2 separate regions of the Homo sapiens genome follow, and region 2 is linked to region 1. A link is a contact called in ENCODE Hi-C or POLR2A ChIA-PET data. All regions are on one chromosome and are shown on one strand. Each heading gives the region's core, a stretch centred on a gene start or an enhancer-like site at or near the end of the contact. The rest is flanking DNA. Distances are from core to core; before and after follow the strand shown. Region 1 holds the start of SATB1-AS1 (SATB1 antisense RNA 1). Region 2 overlaps BALR6 (B-cell acute lymphoblastic leukemia associated long RNA 6).

Region 1 (7,649 bases), core at 3,772-6,271:
ATTTCATGGACATTTATCAGTTCCCAAAATTAATACTTTTATAACTTCTTATGCCTGTCTTTAATCTCTTAATCCTGTTATCTTCGTAAGCTGAGAATGTACATCACCTCAGGACCACTATTGTGTTAAACTGTACAAATTGATTGTAAAACATGTGTGCTTGAACAATGTGAAATCACTGCACCTTGAAAAAGAACGGAGTAACAGCAATTTTCAGGGAACAAGGGAAGACAACTGTAAGGTCTGACTGCCTGTGGGGTTGGGAAAAAAGAGCCATATTTTTCTTCTTGCAGAGAGCCTATAAACAGATGTGCAAGTAGGAGAGATATCGCTAAATTCTTTTCCTAGCAAGGAATATAATATTAAGACCCTAGGAAAAGAATTGCATTCCTGGGGGGAGGTCTACAAATGGCCACTCCGGGAGTGTCTGTCCTATGTGGTTGAGATAAGGACTGAGATATGCCCTGGTCTCCTGCAGTACCCTCAGGCTTACTAGGATTGGGAAACACCAGCCCTGGTAAATTTGAGGTCAGACCGGTTCTCTGCTCTCGAACCCTGTTTTCTGTTAAGATGTTTATCAAGACAATACGTGCACCGCTGAATATAGACCCTTATCAGGAGTTTCTGATTTTGCTCTGGTCCTGTTTCCTCAGAAGCATGTGATCTTTGCTCTGCCTTTTGCCCTTTGAAGCAGGTGATCTTTGTGACCTACTCCCTGTTCATACACACCTTCCCCTTTTGAAATCCCTAATAAAAACTTGCAGGTTTTGCAGCTCAGGTGGGCATCACGGATCTACTGATATGTGATGTCATCCCCAGCGGCCCAGCTGTAAAATTCTTCTCTTTGTATTCTTTCTCTTTATTGCTCAGACTGGCCGACACTTAGGGAAAATATAAAGAATCTATGTTGAAATATTGGGGGCGGGTTCCCCTGATAACAATGTTTCCCTCTAAGCTGGTGGCTACTCTGGCAGTTTGCCCTAAAAAATGGAAGACTTGGGCCATAAAGCTACAGGAAGAGACTGTTTAGCTGGCAGGTTATCATATGGACAAGGATTACTACCAGTAGCAGTAGTCTGCAGAATTGTGTACCACAGCTCTCTACTGTTGGGTACAAGATAGGCTGCACTATCCGACCTTCTTGTCATGATTCTTTGGAGCCACACAACTAATCCTGGTTAATTCTTTGTGAGGCCATATGATGTATGGCATTTCTGGGCCATAGCATTTAAATGTCTGCATGAAACCCTCCAGAGTGATCTTTATTTTTGCCATAACAACATGAAACATTCAAGATGGCAACTGTTCCATTAGCCAGGGACCTGGAGTGACAGACATGGAACAGACCAGCTGAACTGCAATGGATTCAAACCATAACCAAGAAAACGTTTGCTGTTACAGGCCACTAAAAAATTGGAATTGTTACTCCAGCACATTGCCTATCTTGACTGATAAACAAATTTGTTCTGTTTGGCTGCAACTGGCAGGACGAAGACTAACGGTTGGAAGTTTCAGGAAGACTAATTCTGTGCAATATAAGGTAAAAAAATATATATAAGGTAAAAACATAATAAAGTATATAAAGATGAAATACTTTTGAAATTATCCATTCACTTGCACAATATATAGTGAACTCTATTCTCTGGTAAGTACGGTATAGGTAAAAATCCTTGCCTTAATGGCGGTAAGTAGTAAGTTCCCCTTCACACCCAAAATATCTGCATTGAATGGCCTCTAAAGATTTGACAGAACAAATTAACTTTAAAAATACCTTCCAACCTAGAGCTTTAGGATCTCTGATTCCTCTGGTCTTAAGAGAAAAATATGTACATATATATATATATTTTTTCTTCCTCAAGTATTTCTTTGATTCAAACCACTAACTGATCCATTGTCTTTTCACATTTTGATGTCTTTTTTCCAGCAAATAACTTCCTTCAAGGCCAATGCTGTTTTATCCTTTCCCTTGATCTTTCTTCTAATATTTAGTAGGCAATATTTTATTGTCTATTCTTTTAAGGAAATAACCAGTGCAGCTTTTGATACCAGCTACTATTATTGGCCATTTGATATGTTCCAGATTTGTCTTTCAGTCATTTAAGTCACATTTGGACTTGTTAAAAAAATCTAGTAGCACAAATGTATTATTGTGTTAGTTCATTTGAGGTGCTACAACAAATTATCTTTGACTGGGTAATTTATAAGCAACAGAAATTTATTGCTCACAGTTCTGGAAGCTGAGGAGTCCAAGATTACAGCACCAGCAGATTCAGTATCTGGTGAAGGCTCACTCCTTGCTTCACAGATGGCACTTTTGTTGCTGTGTCCTCACACAGTGGAAGGGGCAAGGTAGCTAGATTCAGCCTGTCTTACAAAGGCACTCCTGTCACTCATGAGGGTTGAAGCCTTCATGACTTAATCACTTCCCAAAGGCCCTACTTCTTAATACCATCACTTTTGATATTAGGTTCTAACACATGAACCCCAATATTGGGGGAACACTAACATTCAGACCATAGCAACTAACCAAATAATCCAGATTAAATGCCCCTTTCTTCTGAAAAATGATCTTAGCCTTGTGCTATGAAATTTGTGGCCAACTACAATATTTTATTAACATCTGAGCTGTAAGGCTTAAGAGTTTATCAAACTATGTCATTTAATGCACTGCACCCAGAATTGCATAATTCTGTATTCTAACAGAGCCCATGTGCTTTCTATACAAGACTATTGGGAGGAAAAAGCAAATTCAAAAAATGAGGGGCAAAATGGTCTCGGTTCAACTCAGAGGAGCATATCATACTTTCAGTTATAGGGGCTTGGCTGATAACTTGGGGAAGCAGATGAGTATATAAGAGTGTAAGAAAGAAAAAAAAACCTTTTTTAAAAATTTCAAATTTCTGTTCAGCTTCATTTCAGGCTTTCAGAATTGGAAAATCAACTGCCTGCTACAATAAATTACTGTTAAGCAGTAATTAAATACCGAGAATGTATTTTTTTCCATTCCAAACCTGATGTCTTTCTCAGACACAGATATTGTTACTGGTTAGGAAATGCAGCATTTTGGTAAATTAAGGCAGGAGGATTTAATGTCTCCTGGGACCTGTGGGGACAGAAAGTGATCCAAGAAGGAAAACGTTTTACTATGTTTTGCTCATTATAATCATTTATACCTTTTTGCTTTGCTTTACAAAACTAGGAGTTGTGGTGGGCACTTGTATCTTTAAAAAGGAGGGTTGGTTCCCTAAAAGAACCCTAATTCATAATTTTAAAAAATTCCTATATGTTTGGAATTGTGGTCTCGGCATAAAATGATGATCAACTGAAAAAAGATGAATAACTTCCAGTGAATTCAATAACCATGGATGAGGGGAAAAAAGCAGCATGAATACATGCTGTATTCTCCTTTATTTAGAAAAAGCACACAAAAATACAGCAGAGTTGATGTGTTTGTCACCAGGGCTTGAAAGTCGAATCAACCACTGTGTAAAAGATAAAATAAGACTGCACGGATATCAGGATTTTCCCAGCGTGCTTTATTCATAGCCATCTGACACAACAGGACCTAACAGAGCTTTTAGGAAAAACTGAATTCTCAGCCCACAATCACTTTCCAGGAACTTCCCTGCAAACAGTGCTGTGCGCTGGCAGGATGGAAATCTTAGCAATCTCCCTCCTGCTTCCATAGTTTCCTCCTCTCTAAATAAAATTATTTATGGGGACTTAATGAGAGAGCAAGCCTTGTGTGAAAGGAATTCAAGAAAGTGCGGCTTCTAAAAATACACCTAGGCAGCTCTACAGTCCTTATTGTTACAACCTGACGTTTTGCAGTTCATGCCATGAACCTAACTACACTTCTTGCCAAATACACACAAGCGTACAAAGAAGAGGAAAAGTAAAAACTATGTTACTATGTTTTATCTTTCTGCAATCCCTTTGAGTAAACAGTAGTAATTTTCTGTTGACATACTCAATGCAAATTTCCCAAAGGCTACACAATACAAAACAAAAGACCTGTTAGCTTCCTCAGAGCTGGGGGGAGGAGAGGCAGGGGGAGAGAAATAAAGTTGATGGAGCTCCAGTTTCTCCTAAGCCTGCAGTCCTGAGCCTCCAGTCACCCTAGTCTTTTTGTAGAGATTTTTTGAGTTTCAGTCTCCACTTGGGAAGGTTCCTTGGCCCCTTCTCTCCCAATGTCAATAAAACCCTCATCTCTCCCGCTTTGCCCCCAGCTTTTTGGGGAAATTGGACCTTGCCTAGGCGTCTTGTTCCAGTGGGTTGAAAAGTACAGCTGGTGATGTGAGGATAAATATTTAAACTAATGGGCTGGGTCACAGCGTGGGGGTCTTCAAGAGAGGGCCTCCTCCTCCTTCCGCCACGTGCTCCTCACTTGGGGTGCAGGGCTCCTGGACAAGGGGCTAAGACGGACGAGGGTGGGATGAAGGGAGATGGACAGACCAGACTGTAAGTGAAGGAGGCCCTCTAGGAAACATCGTCTCGACCGAACATTGACGGAGAAAAAAAAAATGGCCCAAATGCCCCTAGTGGGGAAGCATACACCCCACGCAGGCTGGGTTGGGGTGGGGGTGCTTCGCGGCCTCTCACCTGACTTCCTCCTCCGCCTGCACACACACTACAGTAACCCCCTCTACTCACCCCCCAAAACCCAGCCAAACAACAAGCAACAAGAGGAAGCCGCAGGCGACAAGAGGAGGAGTGCGCGTGTTGGGGGCCCCCGGAGAGGTGAGGGGGCAGGGTTGGCGGGCGACGAGAACCGCGCCGCGCACCCCAAGCGCACCCCCAAGCGCCCACACTTACCCCTCGAGGCTGAGGGTCCTGTCTTCCGCGCCAACCCCCGTGTGCGCCCCCTGGCCCGCCCTCGCCCCTCCGGCCCGCCGCCCCCCACACCCCGGCCGGCGCGCTGGGAGGGAGCCCGGGAGCGGTGCGCAGCAGCGGCGGCGGCGGCGGCGGCTCGGGCTCGGCTCGGCTCGGGCTTCAGTGCGCCTAGTGTCGCCAGCGGCCGCCGAGGCTCCCACCGCCAGGGGGAGAAGCCGGGCGGGCGCTGGGGAGGCGGGCCGGGCCCTGGCCGCCCCGCTGGCCAGCCCGCGCCGCACAAGCTCCGAAGCGGCGGCTACGCGGGGTCCGCCGAGCCCCCGGGCGCAGCGTGCCCGGTCCGAAGCGCCACGTCTGGATGCGCGTCCCGGGTGGCTGCGGGCTCCCGCGGGGGACGCCCCGGCCGCTCCGGTGCGCCTCCAGACTGCAGGCGCCGCGACCGACGAGACGAGAGCAGCTCCCGCCGGCCCCTTCCCCCTCCCGCCCCCGCCGCCGCCCCCTCCCCCTTCTCCCCCCCCCGCCCGTTAACATCTCCTCCCTCCCCCTCCTTCTCTTCCTTCCCTTGGCCCCGCGCGCTCGCTCGCTCGCTCCTCGCCTCGCTCTCCCCTTTAAACGCCCACTTCGTATGGGGAAAGAGGACAACTTGAAGTCAAGTTGCAATTAACTTCCGCGGCAGCCGCAGCTCCGGCGGCGGCGGCGGCGGCAGGAGAGGCAGAAGCCGCCGCCTCGGAAGTCCGACGCCGGCGCGCCCGCCCGGGGAGCCGTTCTTGGTTTCAGGCCCGCACTCGACAGCCACCGCCGCCCCCAACGTCCATGCCTGAGTGAGTTCTGCTCTTTTGCCTCCCTTTTCCCCTTGCTACTCTTGCTGTTTTATCTCTGTCCCTCTTTTTCCGGAATCAATCCAAACTTCTCCGTAGCACCCACTCCTCGTCCCCTATTGGGGCGGCTGGGCTCCCCTCTCGTGGGCGCAGGGCTTCAACGGTCTTCCGAGCCCCTTTTCTCACGCAGACGGACCTTGGAGGGGTGGGCTGGTAGAGTAGGGGAGAGCGGTCGGGATGGGGGATTTGAAGATGCCATTCGTTTTCTGTCTGGGTGTGGACACACCACCACACCTGCCCAATAGACCCTGGCTGAACAAACTCCTTCAGGTCACCGGTATGGCCCCTTTTAGAAAAGGAAAGGGGAGTGGAAAAGACCGAAGGAAGCAAATGGGGAAAAGGGGAGCCTCTCGGTGCGTTCTGGAGCCGGGCGGGCAGTAAGGTGCCTGGAGGAGTGGGCTGCGGGAGTGGTAATGTTCCCCCACCGGATCGCGAGTCTGCTCAGCATCCTTTCCCGGTCCATCTCCGCCTCCCTCCGCTCCCTGCCTGCGCGGCTGATTGTAAGCATCGGCGAAGAGGGGCCTGGGAAGTTTGTGGCAACTTCTGCATCCCGGGAGCTACTCGGGCGCCGGGGCGCTCAAGTTGGAGCCCGGAGTTTGAAAGCCGCGGCACTCCTCATTTCGAGCCCTCGCTGGCTGTAGCGAGGCCGGTCCTGGAGAGGCTGCTGGCGTGAATGTGGGTTTGGAGTTGGGCAAGAGGCAGAAGAAAGGGCCGTCCTCTTAGCAGGGGCCGGGACATCACAGGTGCAGCCTCGCAGTCCACACCGTGTTTCCCTCCTGCTGTCCAGACCCGAGCGCGGTGGCCTTTTCCTATTGCTCCAGTGCTAAGGCTCCCGGGCCGGCAGAACCGGGGTTTGGGAAACCACGACGAGAAGGACGAAGCAGGCAGGTGGCAGGTCCGGGGAGTGCCACGTGCTTACTGGGGAAACGCAGTTTCCTCTTGGGATGACCTCAGAAGACCAACAGGGGAAAGGGGCATAGGGATCTCCTTGAAAGTTTTGGCCTTGGCCTCCACTGAGGTGTTGCAAATTTCACTAACAAATGTCAACCACAGGGTCCTCTCTCAAAGTGTCCTGGTTGGCAACTTTGACCTCTGCGCCCTTCCTTGGCGAACTTTCTCAGTGGCATTCCGGACTTACAAGCAAATGTTCTAAGACTTGGACTCCACATGGTTATAAAAGAGACAGGGAAAACAGAAGGATGCCCTATTCCCCAGAGAGAACCTTACTGCTCTGACTGACTGGGTTTCCATGTTTGCATCCTTGGAGGCCAGGGGACCTGACTTTCTCAAGGGGGTGGCGGGTAGGGTAAGAATGAGTAAAATGTTACCGCTCGGTGTCAGGTTTTGTCCTAAGCAATCTGAAATTTACGGTGTTTGTACTGCTGACAGAGTAACTCATCCCGTTGAAACTTAGTTGAAATTTACACTCTATCCAAAGTGGATTTTTCTGAGATGTCAGGAATGTGAGATTTATTCTGTGGTCAAATGTAGCTGCAAAAATCAAAAACAAAAACCCATACTTTAAGTCTGAAGAAAACCAAGGTTGAGGTGTTTGCTCTAAAAACCTCTCATCTCCTGTATGGTACTACTGCTATGATTTAGCAGTAGTCCTCTATTTCTATTGCATATTATTTTCTTAGAACAGTAGTACATTCATATACTGGCTGCTCCAGTCTGCTGGCAAACATTAGCATTCAAGCTTACATTTTTGACAAATGTGCAGACAGGAATAGCATGAATAGGCATCTTAAATATTAACAACCTAAGCATCTGTTGTGAAACAAATTTAATATATTTACTCTGTTTTTCTCACATTGTTAGAAAAGGTTATAATAAGTGCATAATTTCAACTTTAGTTAGCAGAAGTAACTGGCTGTATCTTTCACTACCTCTCCAAGTGTTTATTACACAATCATCAGACATAAATACTTTAATTAACTT
Region 2 (6,826 bases), core at 1,332-3,831, 320 kb after region 1:
ATCTTATTGTACAAGAACTTATTAAGCACTGATTAAGTGACAAAAAAAAAAGAAAAGAAAAAAGCAAGAAAAAAAGAACTCAGTTAGCTTCAGGTCCCTGTCTGCTCCGAGAAGTGTTCTGCAAAGTTACAAATGATGCCCGTGCATAAAGAGTTTCATGGTCAACAGAAATTAACATGAAGACCCAGGCTTGGCCTTCAGAGAGCTCCCGCTCCACGGGAAGAACTGACTCAGTTGTGTGTCTATGTAGCAGGTGACCAAAAGCTTCCCAAACTTCCATTTCTAGTAAACTAGGTGCACGGAACTCTGTTTTCACTTTCCTTTACTCCTTTCTGCCACACCTTGCAAGAGCTTCTTAAATTGTGAAATTTCTGACATTCATTTCTGTGAGTATTCTACAAAAGTAAGGATATTTTTGTCATCTTCCAAATGTCCAACACCTTTCTGGTTTTCTTTTTATATGGCTTCTAGATAGATTAACTTTTTTCTACCACGCTGTCTGAAAAGGTTACCATTTCAAAAGCTTTATTCAAGAAGGGTTGTGATAAAAGTGCCCTAAATTTCCACCCTATTGGATTGAGGATGTTGGATAGAAGTCTGAAAAATAGAAATATAGAAGCCAAAAAGAACTTTTTAAAAGGAGTGATAGAAAACCCAGTAGCCTAGTGAAGATCAATAGTACAGTGAAGACAAATGATCCAAGAGGCCAAGTTCACCTTTCCTCCTGGCATCCCTGGTATGTTCCAGGAAGAAAATCGGTACTGCTGAAGAATGGGATTGCCCGTAAATATTTCTTTAAAGCTGAAAGATATGGGGGAGACAGTGTCTTATTTTCACTTTCCCCTGAACTCTCCCCATCCATGTTCAACAGGAGTAGCTGGTGAAAGTGGGTATCAATGTTGCTTATTGGAGATGTTGTAAAGGGGACTCCAGCTTGGAAGGAAGGTTGGATTAGATCACCTCACTGCTTCCTTCTAAATCCATGCTTCTGATCCTAGAACAGGATGTTGCTGACTGAGACTCTGCAGGCTGGAAGCCTCAGAAAATGCACTCGGGTGGGGTGCTGAAAGCAAGTGGAATCTGAGGGAATTTATTTGGGCATTTACCCTGGGACCGCTTTGGAACCAAAGCGAGAGGCTGAGGAAGAGGGGAAAATGACAAGGAAACAATTTCTGAATGTGTGCAGAATCCAGAAAACATGTTTTACTATGTCCTCAGCTGAATTTTTGTCTCCCACTTTCCCTATGCCAAAAATGACCTCACTATATTCTTCACAGAATGAGGCTCATGGTTAGAAGTCTCTTTATACACAACAATAATTTTAGAATGTGATACATGAAGGAAAGCTATCCACCACATTATAGAAAATCCATGGCTTCCCTGTATCTATCAGGTAAAAGAAGTTACCTGAAATGCTCTGTCCTCTTCCTCCTCAGGGGTCAACAACTCACCCAACCCCTACAGCCCTGTCAAGGAGATCACATACAAAACCCACATGCCAGCCTATTTTTCTCCATTAAGCAAAATATCATCATGACATTCACTGAAAAAAGGGGTAAAGGAAGTCTGTGTTTCAGATTTTGTTTCAGTCTTCTGGAATCAAACAAAATAACCCACATAACGGCCTCTGGGGCAAAAAGTGTGCAAAAATGAAGGTTTTAGGAAAACTCCAAATTGGATCAGGCCTGAGACTTAAACTATATACCGTGATTCTTTGGTATTGTTTGGTTTCATCATCTGTCTCCCACTTTGCCCAACTTTTATCAGACAAGACAGGAAGCAGGCACTCTTTATTCTGTATGCACAGTAGCTCTCTCAAAAACATCTTTATTCAGCTTCTTCGCTAATGTCTCCGGCAAAGGCATCAACATGCTTTGTGCAAAATGAATTACTGCTAATTAAAAATCAACAGAAATGAGCATGCAACACTCTGTGCCCCATTAATATTTTAACCAGCAGCATGAGTAATTAAAGCTGCGCTAATTTTTTCCTCTCTCGCACAGCATCTATAACCAGTCAATAAATTACATAAAAAGTACAGGTGTGTTTCGCTGTCAGAGGCATAATATAATGATAAATCGACATCATTTCTCATACTTAACGGTCCCCCATTTGGTGCCAACTAAGAACTTGCTGTTATCTTTGCATTTGTAAATGACACACACGCATGCCACACACACACACACACACACACACAAAATACTAAAAGGGAAGGCCATACGCCAGTACTGGCCCAAGTTCATGGGCTTCAGTTTGTACTTCAAAAGAGGGAAGCTAGTTGTTTGATAAGCAAAGTCTGCTGCCCTATATTTTGTTTCCTCTATTTTTTTTCCTGATGTTCATGAAGAGGGGATATGCTCCCCAGCCCCCAGGAACTATGTCAGAAAGTAAGATGGAGGAAACCATTACCAATTTCTATTATATTTTTCAATGCACATCAAGATTCACACACACACACACACACACACACACAAACACACACACACACACACACACCCTGGTGAGTACAGACCCTAGCCCTCTGCCATTCCCCAGTTCACTAGGCAAACCACTTCTGCTTTTTCCATTTCAATGATTACTCTTTGTAAAGCTTTCTCTTTCAAAAAAAAAAAACCCGATATGTACAGATGTTAAGTGTTGCTCTTTTTTCTTCCATAGAAAACATTAAGAAGTTGTTATTTACTGCTTCCTTTGGAAAGGTTCTAAATTATTTATCCCTCAGTAGTTCTCACTCTTCTTTTCCCAGTTACATTCCTCTTTCTTAGGACCCCTCTTGCCCTCCTTCCACTGGCATCAGCACCACACAAGCCCCCAGGTTGTGCCTAAGAAAAGCACTACCTGTTTCAGGCCTTTCAGAAGGCAGCCAGTAGGTCCTGCTGTAGCTCTACATTTGCCTTCGTTGGTGAAGAGCTAGAGCTCCAACACGGCTTTCTCTAAGAGGCTGACTGTGAATGCAATTCTGAAGGATGGATTCAGCAATTCTGGGCATCCTACAATGTGTCTTCACTTTTCTGCTAAAAAATGAATGTCAGCAGACAGGATGAGAGAGACCATTTTTAATTCAGTATTACTTAAGTCGAAAATACGTCCCTCAATCTTTCCTCCTCTAAGTAGCTTTTTTATTTTTACTAATTAAACAATTGTTTGCTTTGGAGAAGCAGTAAAATACGTTGAGAGTACTTTTAGCCTAAGGCAACTAGATGCCCCAGATATATCAGGCCAGTACCATCTTTTTAATGGACTTTCTTGCTGTCTGCTGCAAACAATCTGGGCAGTGAGATGCTCCAGCTCTCCTGGTCTGTTTCCCCTCCACCCTGTTGCCGTTCCAATGGCCCGGACTCCTTCATGCCTCACATCTGCACCATTAGGCCCCAGAAAGGTGGGCAAGGGGCCCAGTGGCCACAAAACCACTTCTACTCACTGGCAATACTTCAACAACCCTGCTGCCTGCATCACAAAAATCTTCGATGATGTTCAGTTCACAAATCTGGTTAGCTTATTTTAGCCAACTGTACTATCCACAAAAATTAAGGCAATTATTGTTTGCTTTAGGAGGAGTTTGATCTGACAGTCCATTCTGCTCAGAAATTTTGTTTCCCATTATGGTGTGATGATTTTATTTCTCTCTAGCTCTCTCTCTTTTTAAAGATGTGTGTGATTGCTCAGACCCACAGACATACAACATACAAAGGTATAAATTTTACAAGTTAAATACAATTACTTCTATCCAGAATTCTACTAATGTTTGTTAATGACTTGACCTGTCTAAAATACATAGGAGGTAGTTTAAGGTGCGAGAAGGAACAGCAGTAAACAGAGGGGGAAGCTGAGCTCCAACCCTCGGTAATATCAATCACCCTCTCTCCCATAACTCCAAGTGCCAAAGGAAATACAGGAAATCTATGAAAGCTATTCTGCTTTTTTTCTCTGGGAAAATTCTATTTAAGTGGCAAGAGGGGAAAAAGGAAACAAGGAAGGAAGGAGGGGAGGAAGGAAGGAATGAAGGGAGGGAAGGAGGGAGGGAAAGAGGGAGAAGAAGGGGAGGAAAGAAAACACACAAAGCACACATAAGTGCCTCTCAAAATGTGAAAGATTTCTGTTTAATTTTGTTTAAGTGTTCTGTGCTATCAGTTGCTGCTTGAATTAAATGAAAAGCAATTTCAGCGGTAAGCTGAGCCCTTAAATGTAAGAAATAATTTCCACTTTTCCTCAGCTCCAATCCTAAATTAGAAGAGACCCAATAGCTCCAATGAGGCAAAGGTGGAGGTGGGGTGTTGGTTTCCACTGGCCCACCTCCTCAGTGGTCCTCTGGGAAACACTCTTAATAATAGCTCAAGGGCTGAATGGAAAGGAGACATCAAAGCCCATATTTGAGAATCACGAATCTTTCCTCTGTGATTCTTAAAAATATGCTACAGAAAGAGCTTTGACATTGCCTGAAAGAGCCATGTGCTTTTTAAAATCGTGAATTGGATTCTACACTATATCTTTGTTAGCATTTTTTTCACTTAAAAGTGTTTTAAATGAATTCCTCTTGCAGAATTTTATTCTTCCTTTGGATGCTCAATTTTCTAAGAAAGAAAGTAAATCCTGCCAACTTTTCGTTACACATGATAATGAGAGAGGGACATCATGGGCAAGTTACATTTATAAATAATCCTAAATTCCCCTTCTATGCAATGGTTTGAGCAAAAATTTGATCAAAATTGTTTTTAAAAACGTTTTAAAGAGAGAAGATAATAGTTCTATTTGTAGTTCCACTTATTTTTTTCTGCAGGGCTAACAGAAATAACCGTGAGGAGTGAAATGTTAAAAAGACAATTAAAAAATTGTTAATCAATGTTTATAGAAGGTCACTGCTTTTAGAAATCCTGGAGAAATGGTCACCATCATCAGAAATACTGTCAATATCTTTGACTTGTAAGATATGCTATAGTCAAGTTGTGCATCAAAAGCAATTGAAACAGATAAGAGTGTAATTAATTCTGTCTAAGAGTTGGAGGGGGAGACAAAGAGTGGAGAATGAGTATAAAAAATAGTACACAAGAGTTATAAAAGGTTTTCTCAAAAAGCTTAGATTCAATGGGGAAGAAAAAAGTAATGTGCATGAACAGATAGGCATGGTCCTACTGATCAGAAATATGGTCATCTTAGGCTCTCCTCTCTCTCTCCCCCATATTTAGTCTTTTACTAAACTCTGTCTCTTCTACCACCTTAACATCTCTTGAACTTGTCACTCCTCTCCCTTTTTGCTGCCATGCTATTATTTCAGGCCCCTGTTTCCCCTGACCTGGTGGTCAGAATAGTCTAAGTCATGCAGTGATAACAAATAACCCCAAAATCTCCGTGGCTTAACACAAATTTCTTATGTATACGACATATCCAGCATGCATCACCTGGAGCTCTGTTTATCATAACCACTCAGGGACCCTGGCTAAGTTCCTAATGGAAGCTCCATTATCACCAAGTTAGGAGCAAAAAAACAAGATGAATCATGCACTGGCTCTTAAAATTTCCACCCAGAAATGACACATGACACCTCAGCTAACATTTCATTAGCTAAAGCGAGTCACACAGCTACACCCAGCCTCGCAGGGAGCAGAGCAATCATGCCATGTGCCCAAAAGAAAGAAAGCTAGAAATATTTGTGGTTGCACAGCATGAATAACTACCACATCTGCTTTAACTGAATAGCCCCTTAACTGGTCTTCCAGCTTCCGGCCCCACCTCCTCCAATGCATCCTCCACACTGACCTTTCTTAAATTCAAATACGATTATCTAAGCATATTATCACTCTGATTAAAAATGTTCACTGCCACATATATCACTTGAGATGAAGCTAAACTTGTTTCCCATGTTGAGCAAGCCAGTTTAGATCTGGCCTTGGGCTCACTTACAGTTTCTTCCTCGTCCACCACCACTATGGAAAGCATCCCAGTGTGTACCCAGTGTACCATGTACTCCAGCCATATAGAAATATAAAAGTGACATATCTTTGTTACCTTTGCACATGCTCTCCCTAAGCCTAGAATGACTCCCAACCTATCCCATCCCTTTCCTCTTAAAGAAGACATCCACTAAGACTCATCTAAAATGTGATATTCTCTGGACCACTTCCCTGACATCAAAGGTTGAATTACATGTTTTTTCTCTGCTCATATGGTGCCACCTATATACCTCTTTTCATGCCTTTTTTGTGTGAGAGTTACTACTTACCTATTCAGTTTCTCTACCAATAGATTTTGAGCCCTCCAAAAGGAAATGGACTCTTTTTATGGCAAGGGCCTGGCTTATAATTGGTTATTTGAAAATGTTTATTGGGTAAGTAAAGTAAAGCACAAATACAAAGTCAACTTCTAAGCTCCAGTACATATTCTAAAGTCTATGGGAATACCGAGTAAATGAAACACTAGTCTCCATCCAAAAGTATATTCATTTTCTCTTATTTGCACATATGTATGTGTTACAATGCTGAATCATTGAGAATAATTAATGCACTTTCTCTTTTGTATTTTCAAGTACAGGTCCTTCATTTCTATTGACTTGGGACATCTGTCTTCCTAGGGAGAAGATTAGAAAGGCTGAACATGGAATATGAAAAGGAAATAAGGTAATTTTCAGTTTCTGACATTCAAATACACTGTATAAGATTTTGTGGCAAGACAATAATCCTGCAAGCTAGTCTCTTATATTAAGAAAAATTGTCCAAATTTAGCATATTGAAAGCCAGACTTGGTAGGCTGGAGGGAAGTTCAGACGAGAATAAGAGAAAACGCTTGTCCTCAGGAGTCAGATGAGAAGACACTCCCTGATTTAGTCTCTACA

What was found. A loop is a pair of places that touch in the nucleus more often than their neighbours do. ChIA-PET counts read pairs that join two places held with the same protein, here RNA polymerase II (POLR2A). Pooled maps may share reads with other maps.
Region 2: a loop to region 1 is called in a map of B cell, with 7 times the contacts of the local background. The contact joins the enhancer-like site here to the promoter of SATB1-AS1 in region 1. A Hi-C loop is called at or near these places in 1 of 168 maps with a recorded cell type or tissue (B cell) and 4 of 50 pooled maps. POLR2A ChIA-PET finds 5 or more read pairs at or near these places in 2 of 52 experiments (OCI-LY7 and SK-N-SH).

Annotation. Positions count from the first base shown.
Region 1 is chr3:18,442,609-18,450,257 of GRCh38, reverse strand. It overlaps SATB1-AS1 (SATB1 antisense RNA 1), which reads right to left and starts at 5,021. Exons shown (of 7, transcript NR_125803.1): 1 at 4,816-5,021. It also overlaps a transcript of SATB1 not described here. RefSeq lists a silencer at 4,896-5,115.
Region 2 is chr3:18,123,411-18,130,236 of GRCh38, reverse strand. All of the region lies in intron 4 of BALR6 (B-cell acute lymphoblastic leukemia associated long RNA 6), which reads right to left. Among named protein-coding and RNA genes, the nearest start is that of BALR6, 160 kb to the right of the region's middle. RefSeq lists an enhancer at 1,492-2,367. Within about 2 kb of position 2,581, at least 3 of the 41 ENCODE cell types and tissues checked have a DNase peak (open chromatin) inside an H3K27ac peak, as active enhancers do; they include B cell and OCI-LY7, where a contact is called at or near this core.